5 separate regions of the Homo sapiens genome follow, and regions 2, 3, 4 and 5 are each linked to region 1. Evidence: chromatin contacts called from ENCODE Hi-C or POLR2A ChIA-PET data. All regions are on one chromosome and are shown on one strand. Each heading gives the region's core, a stretch centred on a gene start or an enhancer-like site at or near the end of the contact. The rest is flanking DNA. Distances are from core to core; before and after follow the strand shown. Region 1 has its middle 9.1 kb from the start of LBHD2. Region 2 holds the start of TRMT61A (tRNA methyltransferase 61A). Region 3 overlaps MARK3 (microtubule affinity regulating kinase 3). Region 4 overlaps MARK3 (microtubule affinity regulating kinase 3). Region 5 holds the start of TRAF3 (TNF receptor associated factor 3).

Region 1 (3,122 bases), core at 242-2,741:
GCGGATCATCTGGAGGTCACGAGAGAGAGACCAGCCTGAGCAACACGGTGAAACCCCTCTCTACTGAAAATACAAAAATTCGCCGGGCACGGTGGTACACGCCTGTAGTCCCAGCTACTCGGGAGGCTGAGGCAGAAGAATTGCTTGGACCTGGGAGGTGGAGGTTGCAGTGAGCCGAGATCGAGCCACTGCACTCCAGCCTGGGCGATAGAGGCAGACTCCGTCTCAAAAAAGAAAAAAAAAAAGGAGCCAGGAGTGGCGGCGCCTGTAGTCCCAGCTACTTGGGAGGCTGAGGTGGGAGGATCACTTGAGCCCGGAGAGGTTGAGGTTGCATTGAGCCGTGATCGCATCACTGCACTCCAGCTTGGGTTACAGAGCAAGACCCTGTCGAAAAAAAAAATACGGTTTCAGTTTTTTATTTTTTGGTGGGTTTTTTTGTTTGTTTGTTTTGGGACGAAGTCTCGCTCAGTCGCCCAGGTTGGAGTGCAGAGTGGCGTGATCTCAGCTCACTGCAACCTCCGCCTCCCAGGTTCAAGCGATTCTCCTGCCTCAGCCTCCTGAGTAGCTGGGATTACAGGCACCCACCACCACGCCAGGCTAATTTTGTATTTTTAGCAGAGACGGGGTTTCACCATCTTGCTCAGGCTGGTCTCGATCTGCTGACCTCAGGTGATCCGCCCGCCTCGGCCTCCCAAAGTGCTGGGATTCCCGGCGTGAGTCCCGCGCCCGCCCGGGGTGTTTGGATGTCGTCCTAAGAGGCTCCACCCACAGGGGCAGCCCCGGGGCGCGGCTGCGGGGCGCGGCCTCGGCTCCGGCTGAGGGTCTGCCCTCCTAGTGGGAGTTGCGGAGAGGAGGCGCCGCGGAGCGGAGCGGGACCAGGCCCGGGGAAACGCGGCCGGAGGCGGGGCGTCGGCAGGAGGGGCGGTGCTAACGGCCCCGGGTTCCCGGTGCTCCAGCGCCCCCTCCCGGCTCGAGAGAGGAACGCCCGACCACGTCCCTCGGCGGCCGCGGGCGGAGGAGCCGGGCGACACTCCTGTCCCCCTCGCCGCCGCCTCCAGCCTCCCCCGGCACAGCCGGAGAGAATGAGGCTCCAGGCAAAGCCAAGCAGGATCCAGGGCCGGGGCCCGCGCGGAGCCGACACCCTGCTCATAGGAAAGCGAGGCTTGCTTCCCATTGCACGGAAGGGGAAGTCGAGGCCCGGGCGCTTGCTGGTCCGGCGCAGGGAGCTCGGCTCCGGCGCGGAGCGGGGAGGGGGATCGGGCTCAGCGGGGGCCCGATCTAGGCGACTAGGAGCGCCCATCCCGGGACTGCAGCCAGGCGGTCTGGGAGGGGGTGCTGTCCTTAATTTCTGGCTTGAAGGACAGGTGACCCGGGACAGGTGGAGACGGAAGTGAGAGGGGCAGCCAGGTGATGGGGACGGCGCATGCAAGAACCCAAAGGCCGGGAGCATGGGGCTACTGCCGACACCAGAGGCTAGTCCCACCCGGTGTTGACCTGGCAACCAGCCGGGGAGGAAGGGAGCTGTCTGAGGCCACACCCGACGCCCACCGGTGTCACCCGGAGCTGAGGTCATCCGGCCCGCCCTGGGCTGGCAGAGTTCAGCCTGCCCCACCCTCAGCCCGCCCACCGCAGGGGACCTTGCTTGTCGCCTGCCCTACTTGGCCCCACTTTAACCCTGGTGCTGTGCACACAGACAGGCCTGGCAGGGCTCAGGTCTCAGGCGGAGGGTCAGGGTTGTAACTTCCAGAGCCTCTGAGGACTCCTCACTGCTGAGGGCAGCAGCTGGCAGCCTCCAGCTGGGAAGCTCTGGGGATGGCCAGGTCCTGCCGTGTGGCCAGCACAGTCTCACCTCACTAAGGGGCAGCTCCTGTTCACAGAGGTGGGCAAGGTCCTGCTGCCAGGCACGTGCTAAATGAGCACTAATTGTCGTGGGCCACCTTTGTGTAACAAACATTAACTCTAAAGTGTGTGCCCCTTCTTAAAAAGTCCTCCTTAGTACGGTGGTGGGTAAGACGGAAATGGTATGTGTGTGTATAGTGCACAAGTGTGCTGGAGAGCTACGCCATAATCCTAGCTCAGCTCACACCGCATGTCCTGTGAGCAGGCACTCTCCAGGCAATTGGCCTGAAACCAGATGGCTTCACTGAATCATGGAAGCCCTATAAAGATGGCGTAGTATCCCATTTACAGGGAGGAAACCAGGGACCGAGAGGCTGAAGAGCCTGCCTGGGGTCACAGAGCTTGTGAGGGGAGAGCTCCGTCCTGGAGTGCACCATGACACTGTGCACTGGGCTGCGGGGCCCCGGAGGCAGGAAGGTGCCGGGGTGGGGAGACACCCCGTCACTGCAGCTACATTGACACTGGCCACACCCCAGCTGGGGCCTGGAGACCTCCAGTCCCAGGACAGCACTGGGGCGGTACAGGAACACATACTGAGACTGGGAGGGAAAGAGGCTTGCCCTGGAACCACAGCTGGAGAAGCCCAGAGCCAAGGGAGGAACCCCCAAGGCCAGCGGCCCACAGGGGAGCCCTGTTGCCCTCCCTCTCCTCCTGCACCAGGGGCGCTGAGCCCTGCGGACAGGCATGATGGGTGCTGGGCCCGCAAATCATGCAGAACCCGCCCACACCCCAGCAGCCACAGGTTGAACTGATTCTTGCTGAGCTCTAAAAGCCTCCAAGGGAATCCCCTGAGCCCTAGGGGCAAAGATGTGACTGTGGCCGCCAGGGAGATAGGGGTCCAGCCCTTCATGGCCCTGGCCCCACCTGCGGGGGTTTGGGGTAGGATTCAAGGCCCGGCTAGCCTCAGTCCCGCATCATGGCTGCAGGGTGGGGCCTGACATCCTGGGCCCTGCCCTGCCTCTGTGCCCCAGAGCAGTCAGGGAGAACGGATGCCTGAGGCTAGGCTGCTTGTGCGCACTCTGTCCTGGCCTGGGCACCCATTTCCCCGGCATCCCGTCTCCCCCAGCCCCGGCCTCCCAGCAGTCAGGTCACTCAGTCATGCAGGCCAACATTTCCTCCCAGCGAGCGGTCACCAGACTCAGTGCCAACACTGCGCCCGAGGGGTGTGCAGCCTGGGTTGGCTGGGTGGGGTGTAAAGGTGGAGAAAGGTCCAAAGCGCTGGT
Region 2 (3,122 bases), core at 180-2,679, 450 kb before region 1:
GACGGTCAGTACCTAGGACAGCGCCAAGCATCAAGCTGGCCACGCCCCACCAAGGCAAGCAGGACCCTCACTAGAGCACCAGTCCTCCCCAGCTCCTCCTGGTCCATTTCCCACCACCTCTCACTCCAGTTACAGCACCAGCCTCCTAACGGGCTTCTCTGCCTCCACCTTCACTCCCTGCTGTCAGCATCCCGGAAAGATGTGAAAATAGAAACTGAGGAGCCACATGTGTCTGTAGGAAGGGCAGGCTGGAGGCTCTGACCTCCACCTTTGTGTCAATTTCTGCGTTAAACTGAGGCAGCCTGAGGAACTCACCAGACTCACAGACCACAGAGCCGGGCCGAAGCTCCAACATCATGGTGATGAGGGCGATGTCTGTGGAGTAGAGGATCTGCGTGCGGTGCGGCAGGTTCAGCGTCCAGAGCTCGGGCGTGGGGTGCAGCACATACACCCAGCCACCTCGGCCGCACGTCACCTTGGAGCCGAAGGGGCGGCCGATAAGGTCAACTGAGTGCCGCAGGACACCATGCCGGGTCTGGGTCTGTGCCCCACGCTGCACACGCACCGCCACCATTGCACCATGGCCCAGTGACAGGATGGCCGTGTCACCCTCCTTGATCAGCTCCTCGTATGCCACGAAGCTCATGGTGCTAATGTCTGGCAAGGGCCAAGGACCTGGGGAGGGGTGTGTGTAGGCATGAGCAAGTCAGGAGGCAGGATGAGGGCCTAGGGTCTAGGTAGAAGGCTTCGAGGCCTACATCCCAGCAGTGGGCATGGGCGGGGTGTGGCTAGCTCAGCCTCAGTCTCTGCCACTGCCTGACAGGGAGCCCAATAGCGCTGCACTCTGGCCTGGCCTCTGAAGCCTTTCTTGGTCTAGGACAAGAGACAGGGACTATGAGCCTAAATCAGAGATGAAAAGACTGAGGCTTGGCAATGGCGGAGTTCGGTCCCAAGGATTCCCGGAGTGAGGACCCGACCCTCCCATCACCCTTCTCCAGGAGCTTGACTCCCATTCCCAAGATGTGAGATGAGGAAGCGCCTTTGCGAGGTGTCCACCGGCGGGGGAGAGGCAAATGGTCAATGAGGTCACCTCCAAGCCAGGCTTGATTCCTCACCCCAGTCTCCCCCACGGGGGCTAGGTGGCAGGGTATGACAGAGGATTCAGGGCTCCCCAGTAAGGGGCTGGGGACGCGGAGCTGGCCGTCCACGCAAACACCGCCCAGCCGATGCAGAGGCAACAAGGGGCCAGGCCGGGCCGGCGGGGGCCGCCCATGCGAGGCTGGAGGGACAGGCCCTGCGCGCCGTGCCCGGCCCGGGTCACCCTCACCCGCGCCCTGCCACCCTGTACCCCGCGGAGTCTCACCTGCGACGCTCCTGCTGCCGGGGCTCCACACGTGCCTCCGCGACGCGCGGCGGCGGCGGCCACAACACTTCCGGCTCCGCGCCCGCTGATGACGTCGCGCCCCGCCTCCGCCTCCCCCTCCCCCCCTCCGCGCACGGGATCCTGGGAGCGCCAGGCTGCCCTTCCCGCCCCTCCCAGAGGACGTTTCCTGGGCGACTTCTTCCCTCATGTGAGCTGCTCTGTTTACATTTGCTGGTCGCTGGAAGATCGAAAGACTGGACAAAATCCATATGGCGGCCGGCCGGCGCGGTGGCTCTCGCCTGTGATCCCGCGCTTTGGGAGGCCGAGGCGGGAGGTTCTTCTGAGCTGAAGAGTTCGAGACCAGCCCGGGAAACGTAGTGAGACCCCCACCATCTCTACAAATAATAACAAACAAACAAAAGGTCCCCCCGCCCCGCCGGCCGCGGGTTGCCGTCGCACCCAGGCACATTTGAAGGGCGGCAGGAGCCAAGGCCTGGCTGTCACTGCTGTCCCGGACCCCTTTGACGGCCCCTGGGGGTTCACCAGAGGGCTGGCCCGTGGCTCACTGCCCAGTCCTCTATGAGGACACTTCGCCATAGACATTTTGTTATTGCAGACTGCTCTGGGAACACCCCTGACTGGGCCCTAAAATGAATTCCAGAAAAGGAATCGCAGGTCAAGGGGCGGTTCTAAAAGGCTTGGGCTAGGGTCAGCCAGAGCTCTGTGCAGCAGATGGGGGCCTGGAAAAGTCTGCAGAAGTGGCCTTCCGCCCAGGCCCTGCCTCCCCCGACGGGGGCACGTTGTCCTGAGTGCAGAGCTGCTTCTAGGAGGGAGTAGGGGTCCTGTGTCCCCTCCTGCGAACCAAGGCATAATGAGAACTGGATGACTTGGGCCCACTTTTGGGTCTGGTGAGCAGCCTGGGCAGGAGACTGGAGGAGGTGCTGCTGGAGGATGGGCAGAACAGGGAAGCGGGAGTGGCGTTCTGTCTCAGCAACACCATTCCCAGCTGGCTCCTCTGTGGAGTGTGTGTGCAGGGGAGCGGGGGCAGGGGACACGGATTTTCTTCCTCCAGCTCTTAGCTCTCAGGACCAGAGCTTGGAGAGGAACAGAGACCCCCCTACCCAGCCTAGGGTTTAGCCTGCGCCCGAACCCAAGCCAGTTAGCAATGACCCTAGGGCACCCTCCCCAGTCACTCAGCCACTCCAGCCTGGTAAGATGAGGTGGCCAGGCTCCTGCAGAGCGAGCTCCCCTCTGGAGCCCTGGCAGCCTGTAGAGCACTCTCAACTCTCTCGCCTCTGGGGCAGGCCAGGCCAGGCTGTTTGTGGCCCTTGCATTGGCTTCTCAGGGTCCATCATGGAAACCTAGGGGTCCAACCTCAGCCCCTCTGTGTCCCTGCCCTAGCTGCGGCTGAGAGCCCCCAGGAGTAAGCTGGTGAGAGGCCTTCCATGGCCTCCCACTCTCTGTGGGCTCCTGTCCCTGTGGGGCCACCACGCTGGCCACCAGCTGCCTCTACTTCTGCCTTACAGCCTCCCTGCCTTCTGCTCTCAACGTTGAAACAGCCCCCTCCACAGCTCCCGAACCTGTGTTCCAGCGGATGCTTCTCTCCCTTGATGATGCACCCGCCTGAGTCACCCCCTAATTTCTCCCCTGGGGGATTCTGACTTTCCACTTCTCTTGGGTTTCTCTTCCCCAGCCTCTCAGCTGTGGTTGGTGTGGAGTCAGGGCCGGGTGCCTATAAGGGCCTAAGGTAGGACTTGGT
Region 3 (3,122 bases), core at 359-2,858, 430 kb before region 1:
CCATCCTATGGCCAACTAACCAGAGGTGAGGGGCTACAGCTTTTGCATATGCACATAGCTCTCCGTGTCACCAACCTGCCAGTATTCAATTTGGTTCACATCCACCAATACTGATGAGAGAAGCTTCCTATGTATAAAATGCCACGTTAGATACTAAATGGGTTACAAAGATAAGCAAAAGCTCTCAAACTCATCTGGAGCCAGGAAGACTGTAAGGTGAGACAACAGTGGCAGCACAGGAAAGGCTGGCCATCTCCTAGAGGGCAGCAGAAGAGGTGGAGCCCGCCGAGCAGGAGAACGTGACAGGCAGGATGAGACAAGGAGGAAACAGCACGGGTGGGGGTGGGCCTGCATCTGAGGAGAGCTATGAAGAGCCATGGGATTTCAACAAAATGCAATGAAGATAGGGAAGAGTGTTTGTTTTGAGTAGAGGGGATCACAGCCAAAGGGGAGGTAGGAAAGTACAGGATGTGTCTGTGGCATAATAAAGTACACAGACTGAGTGGAACTGGAGGCACAGTGTCATCACCCCCACAACAGCTGGTGGCACTTAATGAGCACTTGTGGTGGTCAGGCCCCAACTTACTTGATGCCCACGTAGGTCCTATTATGTCACCTTCCTATTATGGGTGGGGAAACAAACCAGGATCTAGAGCCTGCTCCTGGCTGGGATGGGTAGGCCTGGAGAGGGAATGCTGCCTGGCACTCACCCTAGTGCTCTGCCTTGATGGGGCAGCAGAGCTGGGGCTGCTGGGGCAGCCTGGACCACGCCACTCAGGGCCTCGCAGGGACGTGGCCAGGTGAAATAGTGGAGGTCACTGAAGGTTTTAATTCAGAAAGGTCATATGACCAGAAGCGGGCTTTTAGAAAGACCAAAAGGACAAACGGTGAATGAGGACCTGAAATAGCCTGCTGGTGACTGGCATAAAAAAAGGGCACAAGTGGAAGAGACCTAGAACAAGGGACATAGAGTCCTAAGGCTACCTGGTGATTGCCTCCCCTCAAATCCATGCAATGATAACTATACAAAATGGAAAAGCAAGGCTGGGTGCGGGGGCTCATGTCTGTCATCCCAGCACTTTGGGAGGTTGAGGTGGGAGGTTCACTTGAGCCTAGGAGTTTGAGACCAGCCCGGCCAACATGGCGAGACCCCCATCTCTACAGAAAATACAAAAATTAGCCAGCATGGTGGCAGTGCCTGTGGTTCCAGATACTCAGGAGGCTGAGGTGGGAGGATCGCATAAGCCTGGGAACTCGAGTAAGCCCTGATCACGCCACTACACTCCAGACTGGGTGACAGAGCGACACCGTGTCTCAGAAAAAAAAAAAAGAAAAGCAAAACACTCAACTATATAATCACCATTCTTAGAAGAAAACATATCTAGTTTGAAATATGGACATTCTATTAAGTACTTTGCTTTTATTCCTTGTGAAGAGAACCATGTGAGGGGTCAGTGATGAACTGAGGGCTTATTTCTCTGAGCACTGCTACCCAACCCAGACCTCCAAAGGCTGTTAACGCCCAGGCAGGAAGGCTGAAGGCCTCGCCGTGCTTTGAACACAAACACAAATGTAGAGCGGAGGCCAAGCTGGATCTGGACGGTGCTCATGGCAGGCTGGCGCCCCCTTGTGGCCACCCTCTCTACGTAACTCCTACAGAGACAGCAGGAATACAGTAGGGAACATTCAGAAAATAGTCGCCTCTGCCACAGAAATGAAGTAAACACCTGAAAAAAATTTTAAGTAAAAATCATTTCCCTCACCTTGAGCCCTCATATCTCCCGTTCCTCTCATATTCAGTTGGAAGCCTCAATGAACAGAATGTAGAAGCAGAGAGAAGAGGGAAAGAGAAAAGAAATCTTACATGCCAGTACATGACCACCAATACCAACACCAACACCATAAAATGAACAAAGCCAAAACACGTTTTAAACACCAGCCGGGCTTATGAAAACTCTTCCTCTCATTTGACTGAGCCAGCGCTACCTTCTTCCACAAGGCTGCAGGGGTGTGCACAGGGGCCAGCTCCATGCTGCACACTGCATACATCACACACATTGCATGCCATACCGCTGCACGCTGCACACTGCACACACCGCACACCACGCACGCACAGCGGGCACTCCTGCTGGCTCTTCAGCCTGAGCACACTCGGCCTCAGAATGGGGTTATTCTCACTTTCTAATTGTGCCACACAGTATAATGGGTTTCCAATTAAAAGCCAATGAGGCTATCAGCTGGATTCTATATTCAGTTATTACCTGTTCTGTCCAAGGAAAAATCAGACAAGTGGGAAGATCAATTAAAAAATAATAATAGAATGGAACTGCCAACAGGAAGAAAGTGCTTTTCCCGCAGTTTTGACCTGCAGCTTGGCCTTCTGGTGACTTGAGAGGCACAGGTACAATGTAGCCCTTCAGGAAAGATTTCCTGCCTCATGTGTGCATTAAGAAAGCAATATTTTTGGTTTCTTGATTATCACCATCAAAAAATATGTTTTTCTTTTTTGAGGCAGGGTCTCACTCCCCTAGGCTGGAGCACAGTGGCATGATCATGGCTCACTGCAACCTTGACCTCCCAGGGCTCAGGTGATCCTCCTGCCTCAGCCTCCTGAGTAGCTGGGACCACAGATGCGTGCCACCATGCCCGGCTAATTTTTATATTATTTGTAGAGGCGGGGTTTTGCCATGTTGTCCAGGATGGTCTTGAACTCCTGGGCTCAAGTGATCCGCCCAAAGTGCTGGGATTACAGGCATAAGCCACCATGCCTGGCCTAAAAAATATTAATAAAATCAGAACACCACTTTCTGTAGTGCTTTAAGTAAAAATAATGAGATACTCTTTCTTCAGTGGTTGCTGGAAAGTGGCTTTCAACTCTGAAAATATTAAAACATTTCTGCTACGCAGCTGTTCACATTTTAATTTCTGAAAAAGCCAAATCAAATGAGGCTGTAGCTTTGAATTTTATGCTTGTTTTCTGTATTAGCTAATTTTCCTGTCATTTTAAAGCCTTTTGCTAATTCCATCCTCAGTGAAATAAAAATAACACAACTAATACTTACCTTTTGCATGCCTGTGGATAATCATTAATTGTACATTAACATTACTGAGCATCTCATTCT
Region 4 (3,122 bases), core at 357-2,856, 340 kb before region 1:
TAACTTCCAATTCAGCAGCTATCAATACATATAACCCTAATAAATAAAAGCTTTGGGGAGTTCTCAATTTTCTATTTATTTATTTATTTATGAGACGGGGTCTCGCTCTGTCACCCAGGCTGGAGTACAGTGGTACAATCTCGGCTCACTGCAAGCTCCACCTCCCGGGTTCACGCCATTCTCCCACCTCAGCCTCCTGGTAGCTGGGACTACAGGCGCCCGCCACCACGCCCAGCTAATTTTGTTTTCGTATTTTTAGTAGAGACGGGGTTTCACCATGTTAGCCAGGATGGTCTCGATCTCCTGACCTCGTGATCCGCCCGCCTCAGCCTCCCAAAGTGCTGGGATTACAGGCGTGAGCCACCGCGCCCAGCCTCAATTTTCAATTTAAAGGAGTTCTGAGACAGAAACGTTTGAGAACTGCTGTTCTCATCAATGGCATTGTACACAACCACTGAAATGAACAATTATGACGATTAGTGGCAACGTAGAAAACTGCTTTGGATAAAATTCCGAGGGCGGAAAAAACAAGATACAAAATTATAATCAAAAATATGTTGAAAAAACATGTATATGGAAAATATACAAAAACAAAAATGGTATTCAGAATATTAGGATTGTGGGGTTTTTCTTCTCTATTCTCCAAACTTTCTGTAAAGTTGTTAACATAGTCTTCACCAACAAACTCGTGACTAAACATAAGCATTTATGCAAAGTCTCAGGAAGTTTCACACACCCCAGGATGAAGAAACGTGGTTTCAGGAGTGAAGCAACAGATGAAAAGGCAGGCGGGGGAGGACTAAGTGACTGAGGGGTGGGATCATCAGTTCCTCCCAGGCAGAAGAGAAGATTCTTATCTAGAGAAACTGGATACTCTCAGAAATCTAAGGACACAAATATCTGGGGTCTTCAATAAAAGCACCAGACAACTCCCAATAGGAAAGCTCTGTGGTCAAACATGTCCTATTCATACAAACACAGCTTGTGATCAGATGCTTAGGGCTCCACATTAGGTACAGACAACCAGAGGCTACCAGACATCCAGAGAAAGTCTCTATATGAAAGAGCGGTAACAAGAAAGAACCCCAGAAAAAAAGAGAAGCAATGCAGGGAACAAAAATCTACTTTATAAAAGAGCTAAAAAAAAAAAAAAAAAAAAAAAGCCTTTACTATTCTCAGGGAGTCAGCAGAAGAAACAACATTCATAATACCAGGGCTAGATGCTGTAAAGACAGTAACAACAAACAGATGAAAATGATCAAAGAGTGAGCTGGGGAGAGAAGAGGAGACACACACACAGCTTTCTTTCTTTTGAGACAGAGTTTTGCTCTGTCACCCAGGCTGGAGTGCAGTGGCGCGATCTCGGCTCACTGCAACCTCTGCCTCCCGGGTTCAAGAGATTTTCCTGCCTCAGCCTCCTGAGTAGCTGGGATTACAGGTGCGCGCCACCACGCCCAGCTAATTTTTTTGGATTTTTAGTAGAGGCAGGGTTTCACCATGTTGACCAGGCTGGTCTCAAACTCCTGACCTCAAGTGACACTTCTGCCTTAGCCTCCCCAAGTGCTGAGATTACAGGCATGAGTCACCGTGCCCGGCCCACACACACATTTTTAACAGAAAGAATGGAAGATGAAGTTAAAAATATCTCCCAGAAAGTAAAAACATAGAGATAGAAGATAGATTTTGAGGCTCTTTTCAAGCACTCCAGTCTCTGCTTAAGGATTCCAGAATGAAGATTTTTAAGTTAAAAAAGAGACAATTTTCCAGAACTGAAAGACAAAAACCTCTATATTAAAAGGGTCCAATGAGCACCAAGAACAATGAATGAAGACTAACCCTTGGCACCTCAATGGCTAATTTCTAAAAACCAAGGATAAACTTCCAGAAAGAAAAAAAATATTACATACTTAAGCTACTTACATGGTTATACTCCAGTCTTTGACATTCCCAATATCTGAAAACCTTTCATGATCCAAGTTTGAGCTTCCCATTCTTTAACTAACTTCTTCTACCTTCCTGCTCACTCAATCTAGTACTCTAATAACTGTTGGAACTTACCAGGATCTGTAATTCACTGACCCCACACCTTCATAGGGTCAGTCTTCCTCCTCAAGTTCTTAGTTCCTAATTATATCACTAATTTCATTGTGATGTTGTTGTATAACAATGCTCCTGGGGTGTTGTATAACAATGCTCCTTTGTCCTTTCACTATACTAATGTGACAAAACCCCAATCTCTGCAAATGCCATGCCTGCAGCTGGGCAACTGAATGTGGCTGGAGAGTAGCACAACGCCATGCTGACTCTTCCCACTTTAAATCCTTGGTCACCAACCTCAGGGAAGCCTTAAGGCTGCCTGGCAATTCTATTACATTTCTCTAGTCCATTCACTCTCCTGCTTATCTGGCAATTATTTTAACCTCCTCACATCTCTAATACATCTCCTCATCGTAGCAGATCAGTTTGCTTTCCATTTTACTGAAAAAACAGTTTGCACTCAGAAAATTTCTACAAGCTCCTACTACCATAAGGATCCCCTCACCTGCACTGATGCCGGCACCCTCTGCTTTCCTCCTATTTCTTTACTTTATTTTCTTTCTTTATTTTTTGAGACAGAGTTTTGCTCTTGTTGCCCAGGCTGGACTGCAGTGGTGCGATCTCGGCTCACCACAACCTCTGCCTCCTGGGTTCAAGCAATTCGCCTGCCTCAGCTTCCTGAGTAGCTGGGATTACAGGGGCACGCCACCATGCCCAGATAATTTTTTGTATTTTTAGTAGAGATGAGGTTTCACCATGTTGGCCAGGCTGGTCTCGAACTCCTGATATCAGGTGATCCACTCGCTTCGGCCTCCCGAAGTGCAGGGATTACAGGCGTGATCCACCACGCCTGGCTTGCTTTCCTCCTATTTCTATGGAAGAACTGTCCATGTTATCCAAAGACCAATGCCTCCACCATCCCCTCACCTATTCCAAAATCTCTTCGACAGCACCAATTTCCTCCTTTTTATGAGATTATCCCCATTAGTAGAGAAATATGTTGATATTTTGTCCATCTTCTAAAAAATACCTTGGCCTAATGTCTCCCTGTAGCTACCATCCCACTTATCTGTGCCTAGAAAGAG
Region 5 (3,122 bases), core at 402-2,901, 300 kb after region 1:
ACCCACTCACAGGATTTCCAGTCCCATGTGATGTTTTCCAGTTTTCATATCGATAAGGCTTATCTTGTTTTGGCCAAAGAATTTTCATCTTTAGACTAATTCTTAACATTTACATTGTCACAACGCGGCGAAAAGGTACACATTTCCTCTCATTTGAGAAAAGAACGCTGTACACTATTTTGCCAGACATCCTACATATGATGCAGTCTGTTCACAGGCCATTTTCAAAGACGTGAGAGACATGAGAAGATCTCAGGACGAACTGATGGTCCACTTGGCCATTCCCTACAGTAAGAATTTTATAGACAAATACAGGGTAACAGCAAACAACATTTCCAAACGCTCCGGCAGTGTGTAGTCGCAGCAAATGCTAGGAAAAAAAATAAATAATGGCTCCTCTTCAGTTGTATGCCGTGAATGTAAATTAAGAAGCCGCTACAACGCTCGACATAACCTTTCTGACGCCACAAAAATGAATGAATTATATCCATACACACACACAGGCACACACACCACGCACCACGCATCACATGTCATTCTGAAAACTGATTCTGAGCTTAATTCGAAAAACGTGAAATACAACTGGTCCCGTCAACAGCTCGTAATCTGAAGGTTTCTTGCATTTCCAAGCACGTCCATAACACCTCATCCGTTTCCAGTTTGTTACTGTTTCCAACCGAAGGGAGAGAATTTTCCACACAGAATTATCTCCTCGGGTCCAAATACTAGACCGAAGTCCCCACACGGGGCTGGCTGGCGGCGTGGAACCGGCCAGCCCGCCGAGAGCCGCCTGGCGCCCGCGGGGAAGACGCAGAGCCCGCGGCCAGGAGCCGCCCGGTGCCCCGGGAGTCGCCGGCCCTCGGCGGCCGCGCGAGGGGGATTCGCGCCCTCTGCCCATACCCGGACCCCCGCGCCGCCCGCCAAGCGGTCGGAGGCGCCTCTGAGGCGGAATGACTCAGGACCAACTTTCCAATAACGCCCGGGCCCCCCCGGCCGGCCCGGGCAGCGCGCTCGGCCACGCAGCCCCTGAGCCGCCCGTCCCCCCGCGTGAAACCCGCGGCCCCGCGGGGTGCCGGGTCCTCAACGCCAGCGGGGGTCACGGCCGTAGCGAGGCCTGCGCGCCCCGTTTCCTGAAAAGGTGCGGGCGCCCCGGCCCCCTCGGGCCCCGAGCCCGGCCTCCGGGACAAAGTTTGCCGAAGTTGAGGCGTCCGGAGGCGGGAGGCAGCCCGGCTGGGGCGCGGGGCCAGGCTGAAGCCGCGCCCCGCCGTCGCCGCTGGGACGGGCCGGGCCTGCGCCGCGCCGGGCCCGCGCCGGGCAGCCCCGAGGCCCCCGGGCCCCGCCGCCCAGGGCGCGGGATGGAGGCGACGGGGATGGAGGCGCCCGGCCGCGCGCCGGAGGCCCGCCCGCCCGCCGCGGCCCCTTACCTCGCGGTCCGTCGCCGCTCGGCCGGCTCAGGGGCGCCGGGCGCGTCCTCCGCCGCGGTCCGCAGCGTTCTGCTCCCCGGGCTGCCCCATGGCGGGGGGCGGGGAAGAGCCGGCGGCCGCCGCGGCTGCCGCCGGCTGGAAAGTCCCGGCTGGGCTGCAACCCCGGCTCGCGCACGCGGCGGCCGCGCCGCGCTCCCTCGCTCCCTCGCTCCCTCACGCAGCCCCGCGCAGGCACTTCCTCTCGCGCGCTGGAAATCCCCGGCGCGCCCGCCGCCCCGCCCCCGCCGCCCGCGCGCGTGGGAGCGGCAGGAGCCCGCGAGCGCCGCCGGCCCCACGCGCCCGCCGGCCCCCCGCGCGCGCCCGCGACCCGTTGCTAAGGGCCCTAGCGCCCGGCGGCCGCCCGCCCGGCCTTAGCAACGGCGGCGCCGCGGCGCGGGGCGGGGACGGCCCCGGGCGCCCCCCGCCTCCCTCCCGTCCCCGCCGCGCGCCCCGCGGGCCTCCTCGCTCTGCGCCGCCCCCGCCGCGCCCCCGCCGCCGCGCGTCCCCGCGTCCCCGCCTTTCCGGGTCAAAAAGCCACGCAGGCCGCGTGGGGGCCGAGAGGTGCTGGCGCCGCTCCTCCCCGCGGCCACCTCGCCCGCACCCCCCACGCCAGCATAGCATACGCAGCCCCCGTGCGTGCACGCCCGTGTGCCCATGGCCACACGCGACCCCTACGCACACGCACGGGTCCGATATGCGGCCCCCCGCACTGTCGCGGACGCATACACGACGGTCACATTCCCCTCAAGCGGACACGCACACACACGCTCACCAACACCGTGCGCACGCGTACCAGGCCACGCACCCTCGCGCACACGCAGGTGGGGCTGAGGGTGACTCAGGCCGTGGAGCCCCTTTTCGCATGCAGAGGGCAGGGCTCCACATTAGTTTGGTGGCACTTTCCTTTCTCCCTCCCTTGGACCCTCCCACGCCCCCGGAGTGGTGTCTTGCTCACGGGTGGACAGGGTAGCCAGTTTGCCACGTGCCCCCAGCGTCCTCGGCGGTCCTGGCTGCCCCTGCGCCCCCTGCACCCTCCACCAGGCCGCTGGGGCCTGCGCATTTCTCCCGAGGCCTCTGCCTTCTGCCCCAAAGGCATCAGTGGTGTGTCAGTGATTCACCTAGGCCCACCAAGGCAGCACCCAGCCTGGCTGGGCCTGGCGAGGTGGGAAGCGAAGGGAGGGCTTCTGGGAGGCTCTGGGCCAGCTGAGGGGTGAGGCCTTCGCTGGAGTTTGCAAGTCAGTGGTGAGGGGACAGAAAGGACTTTGCATTTTTCACTTCTCAAGAAGGCTTATAAAGAGCCCTACCCCAGAGCTGAGACCAGTGTGAGTAGCCAAGGCCAGTCTGCCTTCTTGTATTGCTCCAGTGACTCATGTGAGTGGAGGCAGGAAGTCCAGCATCTCCTCCTACAGCTTCACCCATGGAACGTTCCAGAACCCCAGATAGTCCGACCTGGCTGCTGGAAGTCTATCTGGACATCAGAGACATTGGACCATGTCTCTGGCTCCATTAGCCCAACAGATGCTTGTTCTACAGCCACACTCACCAGGCCACAGTGGCACCCCCGTCTGCGCCACAGGCACAGCTCTTTTAGAGGTGACAGGCCCGCCTTCGCCGTCCCTCACAGGGACCTATGGACTCCAGCGGTCTCCCCCACCCCCA

What was found. A loop is a pair of places that touch in the nucleus more often than their neighbours do. ChIA-PET counts read pairs that join two places held with the same protein, here RNA polymerase II (POLR2A). Pooled maps may share reads with other maps.
Region 2: a loop to region 1 is called in a pooled map, with 3 times the contacts of the local background. The contact joins the promoter of TRMT61A here to the enhancer-like site in region 1. A Hi-C loop is called at or near these places in 1 of 168 maps with a recorded cell type or tissue (K562), 4 of 37 single-sample maps with no recorded cell type and 6 of 50 pooled maps. POLR2A ChIA-PET finds 5 or more read pairs at or near these places in 3 of 52 experiments (B cell, H1 and HEK293).
Region 3: a pooled map shows a loop between it and region 1 (5-fold over the local background). The contact joins two enhancer-like sites. A Hi-C loop is called at or near these places in 5 of 50 pooled maps. POLR2A ChIA-PET finds 5 or more read pairs at or near these places in 3 of 52 experiments (B cell, H1 and HEK293).
Region 4: a loop to region 1 is called in a pooled map, with 2.6 times the contacts of the local background. The contact joins two enhancer-like sites. A Hi-C loop is called at or near these places in 2 of 50 pooled maps. POLR2A ChIA-PET finds 5 or more read pairs at or near these places in 2 of 52 experiments (AG04450 and WTC11).
Region 5: a loop to region 1 is called in a map of PC-9, with 2.7 times the contacts of the local background. The contact joins the promoter of TRAF3 here to the enhancer-like site in region 1. A Hi-C loop is called at or near these places in 1 of 168 maps with a recorded cell type or tissue (PC-9) and 9 of 50 pooled maps. POLR2A ChIA-PET finds 5 or more read pairs at or near these places in 4 of 52 experiments (B cell, HEK293, PC-9 and 1 more).

Annotation. Positions count from the first base shown.
Region 1 is chr14:103,073,565-103,076,686 of GRCh38, reverse strand. No RefSeq gene overlaps it. Among named protein-coding and RNA genes, the nearest start is that of LBHD2, 9.1 kb to the left of the region's middle. RefSeq lists a silencer at 639-1,088 and an enhancer at 1,282-1,873. Within about 2 kb of position 1,491, at least 25 of the 41 ENCODE cell types and tissues checked have a DNase peak (open chromatin) inside an H3K27ac peak, as active enhancers do; they include PC-9, where a contact is called at or near this core.
Region 2 is chr14:103,527,503-103,530,624 of GRCh38, reverse strand. TRMT61A (tRNA methyltransferase 61A) reads right to left here and starts at 1,429. Exons shown (of 4, transcript NM_152307.3): 1 at 1,364-1,429; 2 at 316-675. The coding sequence starts at 646. RefSeq lists silencers at 1,273-1,442, 1,453-1,502.
Region 3 is chr14:103,498,842-103,501,963 of GRCh38, reverse strand. It overlaps MARK3 (microtubule affinity regulating kinase 3), which reads right to left. Exons shown (of 18, transcript NM_001128918.3): 17 at 1,764-1,808. Among named protein-coding and RNA genes, the nearest start is that of CKB, 22 kb to the left of the region's middle. Within about 2 kb of position 1,608, at least 9 of the 41 ENCODE cell types and tissues checked have a DNase peak (open chromatin) inside an H3K27ac peak, as active enhancers do.
Region 4 is chr14:103,416,260-103,419,381 of GRCh38, reverse strand. The region is part of intron 2 of MARK3 (microtubule affinity regulating kinase 3); the gene reads right to left. Among named protein-coding and RNA genes, the nearest start is that of MARK3, 32 kb to the right of the region's middle. RefSeq lists enhancers at 721-790, 801-910. Within about 2 kb of position 1,606, at least 6 of the 41 ENCODE cell types and tissues checked have a DNase peak (open chromatin) inside an H3K27ac peak, as active enhancers do.
Region 5 is chr14:102,775,978-102,779,099 of GRCh38, reverse strand. It overlaps TRAF3 (TNF receptor associated factor 3), which reads right to left and starts at 1,651. Exons shown (of 12, transcript NM_145725.3): 1 at 1,425-1,651. RefSeq lists silencers at 809-868, 1,109-1,158, 1,369-1,978, 2,069-2,128 and an enhancer at 2,839-3,078.